Linked DNA regions of Homo sapiens: region 2 is linked to region 1. The links are chromatin loops, found by intact Hi-C in ENCODE. Cell type or tissue: Caco-2. All regions are shown on one strand.

What was found. Peaks named below come from ENCODE experiments on the same cell type or tissue, not always from the same donor. Only the 100,000 strongest peaks of a DNase experiment are listed, where the experiment ranks them.
Region 2: a loop joins it to region 1, with 18 times the contacts of the local background. A loop is called at or near these places in 1 of 110 quality-filtered maps.

The regions. Positions count from the first base shown.
Region 1 is chr14:78,397,104-78,402,103 of GRCh38, reverse strand. The region is part of intron 4 of NRXN3 (neurexin 3); the gene reads right to left. Among named protein-coding and RNA genes, the nearest start is that of NRXN3, 230 kb to the right of the region's middle. RefSeq lists an enhancer at 3,205-3,374. In Caco-2, no CTCF peak of the experiment used is centred here; no DNase peak of the experiment used is centred here.
Region 2 is chr14:78,517,001-78,522,000 of GRCh38, reverse strand. All of the region lies in intron 4 of NRXN3 (neurexin 3), which reads right to left. Among named protein-coding and RNA genes, the nearest start is that of NRXN3-AS2, 190 kb to the left of the region's middle. In Caco-2, no CTCF peak of the experiment used is centred here; a DNase peak (open chromatin) is centred at 1,940.

The DNA.
Region 1 (5,000 bases):
GTGCATAGCACACAATGTACAATGTGTAATAAACCGCACCATTCAGAACAGTTAATCATCCATTCAGTGATTCATCACTCACCACATGCAGTGAGACAGAAACACCATTTTAAAGCATGCAATAATTCCCTTTTTAAAGCTGTACAACATTGGAATTCAGCAAACCTGGAATCGAATGCAGGCTCTGTATCTTACTAGTTTGATCTAGTCAAGGCATTAAAAATTATTAAAACTTAGAAACTAGTGAGTATGTTCCTCTATTGTGTATTGCCTTTTTAACTATAATGAATAGTTTAGCTGGTTAGATCAAGAAGTTAAGTATGAGTTATAGATTGAATCCTTATGTGGGCCAGCCAGCTTTATACAAGTTAGAAAATGGTCCATTGCCAGAGACTGGCTATTTGTTCAAGCAAAGGAGCATAATATCTGCCTTTGATTTATGAATTGAATGTTTATGTCCCTTCCAAAATTTATGTTAAAATTTAATACTCATTGTGGTGGTATTAAAAAGTGGCCTTTTGGGACCCAACTAGTGCCTTATAAAAGGTCTGGAGAGAACTAACTTAGGCCTTTTTGCTTTTCCACCTTCCACTGTTGAAATCTAATCCTCATTGTGATGGTATTAAAAAGTGGCCTTTGGGCCAGACGTGGTGGCTCACGCCTGTAATCCCAGCACTTTGGGAGGCTCAGGAGGGCAGATCACCTGAGGTCAGGAGTTCAAGATCAGCCTGGCCAATATGGCAAAACCATGTCTCTACTAAAAATACAAAAATTAGTCAGGCATGGTGGCGGGTGCCTGTAATTCCAGCTACTCAGGAGGCTGAGGCAGGAGAATCACTTGAACCCAGGAGGCGGTGGCTGCAGTGAGCCAAGATCACGCTATTGCACTCCAGCCTGGGCAACAGAGAAAGACGCCATCCCAAAAAAAATAAAAAGTGGCATTTTGGGACCCCACTAGTGCTTTATAAAATGACTGGAGGGAACTAACTTAGACCTTTTTGCTTTTCCACCTTTTACCGTGTGAGGACAGAGCATTTGTCACCTCCAGAGGATTAGCAAGAAGGCACCATCTTGGAAGCAGGGAACAGGGTCCTCACCAGATGCTGAACCTGCCAGCACTTTGATATTGGACTTCTCAGCCTCCAGAACTGTGAGAAATAAATTTCCCTTGTTTATAAATTCCCCAGTCTCAGGTATGTTATTATAGCAGCACAAACAGATGAAGATGGTTTTCATCATAAAAATTGGGGGAGGGTGCAGAGGAGAATGGGAAATGGTGAGGATTAATCATGATAATCTATCACTGGTAATCAGAGAGAAACCGACTGCATACACCCAGCCAGGCAGTCATTTAGTGATTTTCATAAACACAGTGGAGAGTGTATTTCCACTTTGAAGACAGAGACCATCAATTACATACTAAGTCCATAACTTAGAGAATTGTCAGGTTTAACTTAATAATGCCTATACAGCATCATGCACAGTCCAGGGAATAAGTGCTCAATAAACACCTTGAAGATCCTTCACTAGCTCACTGGAATCCAACCCCCTTGAGGATTCTCAGGCCCATGTATTTTTGCGGTACCTTTTAGAAATATCCGCAATCCGATGAATCAAACTAAATACTTGGGAGTTAATAGACTGACAGCTAGGTAAAGTTTCTATAAAAGATGCCCATAAAGCTCAAGAAGAGAAAATAGTTGCCTATGGTTGGTTTAAGTCTTAAAAGTACCACCAGTAAAAACACTGTCAGATAAAGGAAGACAGCTGAAACTTTACTTCGAGTTTATAGAAATTTTGAAACTAATCTTTCTGACTTTTGCCTGCTGTATTAGTAATGGAATGGATGGAGGGAATAACTACTACTTCTTGGCTCCAAGGTCAACTCATAATAGGAGACTGCTGTATTTTTTCTATGTCTGAGAGAAATTTCTCTTAAAGGGGAATAATGCCTTTTTCTGCCATGGCTGCATCATCCCCTTTCAATATTTCTAATAGAATGAAGTAAAATGTTTTACAGTTATTTCTCTGCAAATACTGAAAGAAAAAGAAAACAAAACACAGACTGGTCAATTATTTATTTTCTGTTACAATAGATATTGTAAAAACAAAGAATAGTAAATGTAGTATAGATAAATGATGTGAGAAAATTTCCCCTAGTTACATAGCTAATTCTAGTTTCCCTCTGACACTATTAGGATCTTGAGGGAGGGGCCTCTCTGCTGCCTTGCATTTTTCCGGAGGACTTTTTCTACCATTCTACAAAACAGAGCAACTTAATGGCTAGAGGTGGCAGTGACACAAGCAATTGAAGACTATGACAGTGTTGTGAATTTCCCAAGGATTCAGCCAGACTAGCGAATAGCTAGAATGGATAGCAAATAAAAATTACTGTCAAAAATAGCCAATGCATCACTAGTTATTAAGGGCCAACTAACCACAAATTCACCAGGCAGCAGTTAGACATTGAGTATGGAAGGGTAGAGCAGAGTAGTTAGAGGCTGGTATTTAAAAAGGTTAAACAGAAGAAGAAATTAGAAGACAGAGAAATGGAAAATTCTCATGCACTGAGTCTGAGAGCTTTAAGGAGAGTCCAGCACCCTGGACAGCTCCCTGGGAACCTTCGTATTTCCAAAATGAGCCTATACTGTAATTGACCATCATTTCTCATACACTTATCAAATGCTTTGGTGTTTTTGAAACAAGTGCACAGACTTCTGTTTCAGGGAGAATAGAGTATACATGCTTGTTTCTATTCCTTCTATTAAGTACAACTAAAAACTCTAGATACTATATATAAAACAAACATAAGATTTTTTAAATATTTTATTATGTGTATTTTTATTATGTATATGGTTGTTTTTATACTATATATAAAACAACCATAAGAAATGATAGGAGAATGTATACTAATTCAGGACCTTGAGATCTAAAGAATGACACAGCAATAAGTTTTCTGTGTTTTTGTTTTGTATCGCATATCTCAGACTAAGTATTGAATAAATTGGTAATGTGACAAAAAGCCCCATAGAAGGCCTGCTATCTCTAGTCAAAGAACCAGGAAGACAAAAAACTTTCACAAAGCAATTTCCATACTCCAGCCAAACATCACAGAAAGAGTGTGGTCCCATATCTACCCAGTCCAGTGAAGAACAACTGAGGAACATAGACCCTCACACTTGTTAGGCTATAATGGGGTCTCAACTTGCCAGCCTGAGTGGTATCAGATAAGGCCAAGCCAGGAGCCAGGACTTTCATCTCTGCCATGTAACAACAAAACCCTCCACCTCCATGGTGTCAATTGAGACCACATGGGGAGCCTGGATTTTTATTTCTATTCAGCAGAAACAAATCACCACTCCCCATCCCCTCGGGGTTATGTCAATGAAGTCCTAGTAGAGAGCCAGGACTTTTGCCAGCACCCAACATAATGAGGCAATTCCACCATTATCATCACAGTATCAATGGAGGCCACATGGGGAATAGTAACAAGGCATTTCTTTCACTCTTAGATAGGGAGGTATCAATGGAGGCCTCATAGGAAGCCAGACCTCCAAACTCTGCCCAACAGTAACAAGCCCCACCCTCATGTGTCAATATTGGCCAAGTAGAGAACCTAGACTTTTACCTGAATGAAATAGTAAGGAGGTGGTTCCCCCAACCACCTTTCCCCGACAGAGAAGTGTCAGACAAAGCCAAGTAAAACAGAAAGTTTAAATAAGACCCAGAGTCTCAAAATAATAACCAAAGTGTCCAGGTTTCAATGGAAACACATCATAGCAAGAACTGAGATGATCTCAAAATGAATAAAAAGAGACAATCAATAGATGCCAATAGTAAAATGATGGAAATGTTAGAATTACATACTTTTTTTTTTTTTTTTTTTTTTGAAACAGAGTTTTGCTCTTGTCACCCAGGCTGGAGTGCAATGGTGCAATCTCGGCTCACTGCAACCTCTGCCTCCCGGATTCAAGCAATTCTCCTGCCTCAGCCTCCCGAGTAGCTAGGATTACAGGGACGCACCACCATGCCCAGCTAATTTTGTATTTTTAGTAGAGACAGGGTTTCACCAGGTTAGCCAGGCTTGTCTCGAACTCCTGACCTCAGGTGATCTGCCCACCTCAGCCTCCCAAAGTGCTGCGATTACAGGCATAAGCCACTGCCCCTGGCCCTAAAACAGTCATTTTAAAAGCACTTCAGGCCAGGGGCAGTGGCTCATGCCTGTAATCCCAGCACTTTGCGGGGGCCAAGGCAGGCAGATCACTTGAGGTCAGGAGTTCAAGACCAGCCTGGGCAACCTGGTGAAACCCTGTCTCTACTAAAAATACAAAAATTAGCCTGGCATGGTGGCATGTGCCTGTAATTCCAGCTACTTGGGAGGCTGAGGCAGGAGAATCACTTGAACCCGGGAGGTAGAGGTTGCAGTGAGCCAAAATCGCACCACTGCACTCCAGCCTGGGTGACAGAGCTAGACTCTGTCACAAACAAACAAACAAACAAAAAAAGTGCTTCAAGGAGTATAGTCTCAGCAATGAAATAAAAGTCTCTGCAACTAAAAAGAAAATATAAATAAGAACAAAAATGACATTTTAAGAATGGGAAAAAAAAACAGAATAACTGATAAACTACAATAACCAAAATAAAAATCGCAGTGAATGGGCACAACAGCAGAATGGAGGACACAGAGGGGGAGAAAAATCAATTAATTGGAAGATAGACATTACCCAATCTAAACAGCAGCAAGAAAAGAGAAGAAGGTGAATGGAGCCACAGGGTCTGTGGACTATAGCAAAAGGTGTAACATTTCTGTAATGAAGTCCAAGAGGAAGAGGACAAAGGAGGCATGGCTGAAAAGTACTTAAAGAAGTAATAACTTAAAACTCCCCAACTGTGGTAAGAGACATCAAACTAAATGACTCAAGAAGATTAGTAAAGTGCAAGCAGGTTAAATAAAATGTTTAAATCCACATGATGGCACATGCTATGGACTGAATTGTGCA
Region 2 (5,000 bases), 120 kb before region 1:
GACCTAAATCATTCATCTTCATCTCTTACCTATTCCTTCCTGCTCACTTATCAGTGAAATTAAAAATCAGTGGGCTACCATCCTTTATGATAAGAATTTTTCAAACAATAAAGGACAACAATAAGTTAATTTACATCCTTCCTTTTTCTTGGTTCCCAAGTTTCCTTTTGTTAACCCCCAAAAACATATATTCCATGGGGTTTTTTTTAAATTTCATCAGGATATACAGATAAGCTCTACTCACAGAGAAGCCCTCTTATCCAGTTATATATCATTGTGGTATTTTACATTATAAACCATTCACTGAAATTAAGGTTTTTATATGTTTTTGTAAAGATATATCATTCATCTCCCCTAGAATAATCTGAGAGTGTTTTCCCCATCCACAAACTTATATCCATCCCCCAAAATAATTAATACAAGAGTCTATAAAATATTGCTCACTTAACCATCCTCAATTGGCTAAGTGGCCATTGTAAAAATTAACCCTGGGCTTCAGGCAGAGCACTTCTGCATAGCATGGGTCAATTAGCTCTCTGTATATGTGACTTTTAAGAAAAGAATTAAAGACTAAAATTTTTCTTCATCGTTTACCTTTGATGATTAATATCTAAATGGCCCGCATTAAATGTGGTAGATGTCTTTTTTGAATAAATACATTCTTTGGAGAGAATAAAATGCCAAACTAACCTAAACATCAAGAAAGATGGGCCAAGCAGAGTAACAGCAATTATTTTCTAATTGGCTTATGCTTTTAATATATACAGGACTGAATACCAGAAAGAGGCAGAAATAAATGACGGTGAAAGGAATTAGAGTGGGGATAGAGGAAGAGAGAGAGACAGACAGACAGAGTACACAAAGGAGCATGCAATGGATCCCCCATAAATTATTCCACTTGAACTTCAATTACATTGATTGCTATGTATTTGTCACTGATAGGAAAATAAAACTTTTGTTCTCTCCAGCTTTGTTTATCCTCCAAATGGCAAAGTAAAACAATGTCATTCAGAAGTCATAAATCTGACCGGGGAGAAAGCCCTACTGACAGCTTCTATGCCGAGCTATTTTTTAAAAAGAAAGATATTAACTTCTCAGCACCATAATATTAATGCCTGTACCTCCTCTGCCCCCTAGGGTCTTCACAGCTCCTAACTTTCACTGTGCTAATTCGCAGTGTTCTGTCTCTTCCCATCATGAGGGGCACCAGTTGGACAACCTTCCAACCTATCCAGTAATCGTTCCCAACTGCATCACTTTCAAACTAATTTCACAAACATGAGAATATTTGAGTCTTAGCACAAGTTTGTGAGTATACAGGGAATAACCTGTCTACATTTTACAAATAAGGATACTGAGGCTTCAAAATAAACTAAATGACTTTACCCAGCTTCTAAGTGGTGAAACCCTGATTTGAACTTTTAATTTCAAATCCAGTATTCTTTCCACTCTATTCCACCAACTTTATCTGAGTCCTCTGTATCATTGTGAGACATGCCCATTGTTTGAGTCTATCTTCAAAGTTTCACCTTGAACTACAGTTTCCTGAAAATTCCAATAAATACGTAATAAGTATATGTGATCTGGGCTAAAAGGCTAAAGAAATTCCAACCCAAGCAACTAATAAATTGCATCCAGATTAATTAAATGCTAAAATATCTGGGAGAAAAGCAAGCAGAAAGAAGTTAAAGGACTTCACTGACAATATCTGTTTCTACCCATTAATTATTTCAGTTGATCAAATGCCCATCCAGGGTCTGTGCAGGTTAAAGGAAAGAATAATAAGCTCACCATTGGACAGGTAGTATCCAAGGCAAGGTCCTGGCAGGGCCAGTGAGTGAAATGGTCAATCAAGTAATTACTGCATGCAGAATGAGGGTTAGGAACATGGAAAGGAGCCAATAATCCAGATAGATAGGAAGGCTTGAACAGGGGATGTTTCAGCACCATGGAGAGGTCCACCCCCAACTGTTTCAGAGGCATTTGAAAGAGCCTTGCTATTCTTGAATCCCACAACTTGGGTCTTCTTTGGTTGACTTAATTCAATAAACTTTAAATGTTCACTGTTGCATACCTAGTATTAGGGTATAAATATTTTACAGAGTCTTTCCAAAAGCATTTCTTGTGTTCCAGCATGCTCTACAAACATCTCTAAACTTCTCTAAAGCTATGTCTTCTGTGTCTTCATACATGTGGGTCCTTTGATATTTATTCCCTTTATTTCCTTGATTTACCTAGGCAACTCCTACTCCTTCAAGGTCCTCAACAAATATAACCTTCTCTGTGAATGCTCCCAATCATCTTAGACAGTTAGTTGCTAACTCCTTTAGCAATTTCTGACTTAATGGTGGTCTTCCTCACCATGTATTACAGTCATTTATTATTCACCTCTACAAATAGACTGAGATGACTTTGAGGATAAGTATGGTGGTTTTTTCTTTTGCTTTCCCAGCACCAGGCACATTGTATGTACTCAATTAATGTGTACTGAGTAAATAAATTAATGAATAAATGGTATTAAGTTACACATAATGAGGAATCATTTCAATAAAATGCTTCCTAAATAAACACGCAGAGAATGTAAGTATCCATGGAATGGAATAAAATGAGCATTTTTCTCGTGCACACATCTACCACAATGATGACTGGAGCAGGTTGGTAAATGTGGGGGATTTGATCATTACGTACATACTTATCAGAGCCCAAGTTCTCCTGAAGCAGGATGATGGGTAGAGAGATACCTCGGTTTGCCAAAGTGGTCTTTATCACAGACATATGTTTACTAATAACTACAAAATGACCCAATCCTTCTGGATCCTTTGCTACCATAAGTCTCAACTTTCTTGTAAGGTTTTTACATACTAAAGATTTTATTATTCATCTACTCTGATCTATAGACAAGTTGTATAATAAATTATTCAGCCACTTCCTGATGAATAGCAGAATGATATTATATACTAGAGTCTATCTGAAAGGAATATTTCTTTATAGGCTAGAGGCCAGTTGACTGTCCTACTCTTTGAAGAAGAGTGACAGTTCCTGATTAAGGTTATTTTTCCTCAATACTAGATTCCAGGGGAGCAGAAGATATCACAGAGAGGAAATCCACAGTGATCAAATGGGACAACCCATCACAGGCCTTATCTTCACCTCCAGAACGAGTAGTTCTTTGTTCTGGGGTATGCTTTGGTGTAGGAAAACTTGAGGATTACCCCCACCTGCCTCAGGATGTATCCATCTGTGAACCAATTAGGGCATGGGCTATGATCTCACCATTTTATAGCAGAAGAAAAGAGAAAGACCTAAATTCAAAAAGCCTGACTTTTGATTGAATTCTTGCCTCTGGTAAAGCCTGCTCCCATATGTGTCAAGGATAAATGCCAAGTAAGAGCTCGCATTTTGTACCCAGGAACAGCTTAAATCAAACCCTGTTTCTGCTGGATCCCAGAGGTTTTGACAGTTCATGGAGAGACACTCTCATTGGTTCTCAAGCTACCTTTTCTTTGGGGACCTCACTTTTTTTCTATTTTATGTCACATATGGAGCAAAAGTCAAATTAGGCACACTTTCTGATCACCTCTAGCTCCTGTAACTCCGGACTGGATTAGATCCCCACCTAGAGAGAAATTTAAATGACAAAAAGTGATGCTAAACATAAAGACTGCAATCCTTCCAGGTGGGTGAGACTCCATGTAAATTACCATTTCCTAAGAAACCAAAACCCAGCCTCTTTTCTGACTTACCACAGCCCTCATTGTGGGCATCACATTTGGGTACTTGTACTATACTACCGGAACTTTAAAATTGCCAAGAACCACTGAAAATAAAGTTCTGGGCATATATGCCTTAACTCCCCAAATAGACTGTAAAGGTCTCATGAGAGGGCATCATGTCTTAGTTTTTTCAAACCCCATAGAGTAATCTTCTATGTTATCTAGGTTCTAACAACTTAACAAAAGATGATTCCTCTATTTGCAACTCCAGCTCAGATATTCTTCTAAGACATACTTAACCTCCCAAAAGATCCATTTGTCTAGGCAGAGAGTTTAGGCACAGGAAGTTGGATCCCTGGTTTCTTGAGTGAAAATACATGAGGAGTGACAACTTTACAGATTTTGAACAAGCTTTTTCTGACAATCTAAACTGACAGTGAACATCATATGTTTCCCTCTGATGACTTAAGAACAGAATATGAACCTGCATTTGCAAAGGTAAAAATTTGATTTTTGACGTCTAGATAGTCCATCTAATTGTCCTGAGTACTTTTCTTTATCGTGTGCTTCTTTGGAATAATTGAATTGAAGGCAAAAACACCTTCTTGGGCTGTACACTTTGATAATGAATTCCTAAATGGTTTTCACCTATCTCTGAGAGAAACAGCAGCCTGTCTGGCAGCTGACAGTCTAGTTTCTGAACTTGACTAATGCAATGAAGAGAAAGAGGTGAGCAAAATGTGAACTGAAGATAGCATATGGGCTTTTTGATAATGAGCATAGGGAGTCTGTTTCATGACAAATGACAGGGAAAACAAGTGTACTTAAAAATCCATCTCTGTAACTGTGCTGTAACCACAGTTGGGGTAGCTCAGCAGACAGCCCCCTCTCACCAAATTCTAGTCACCCATATGTACTAGGCAAGGGCAGAATTAGGACAGAACCTGTTCATGTGATATCCTAGTAAGAGAAGAGCCTTGTCACTACCACTCATCACCCAGCATTACTTAAATCAACATATTAAATAGCTCAATCATCCTTTTCATTATCTAAAGTTATTGGCCATACTCCAATAAATGCACACTGATTTATACATTTCTAAAGTGTTTATTTTCATTCACCCCATGAGAAAGAAAACCTAAATTATATTCAAATAAAATAAAGTGAAAAAACAAATGATTTGGACATGGCCTAAAAATGTAAGAAGATTAAAATACTTTCTCACTTGTGCCTGAAGCCATCAACTTCTCTGTACTCCATAGAATTTAACAAAAATTTAAACAAAAG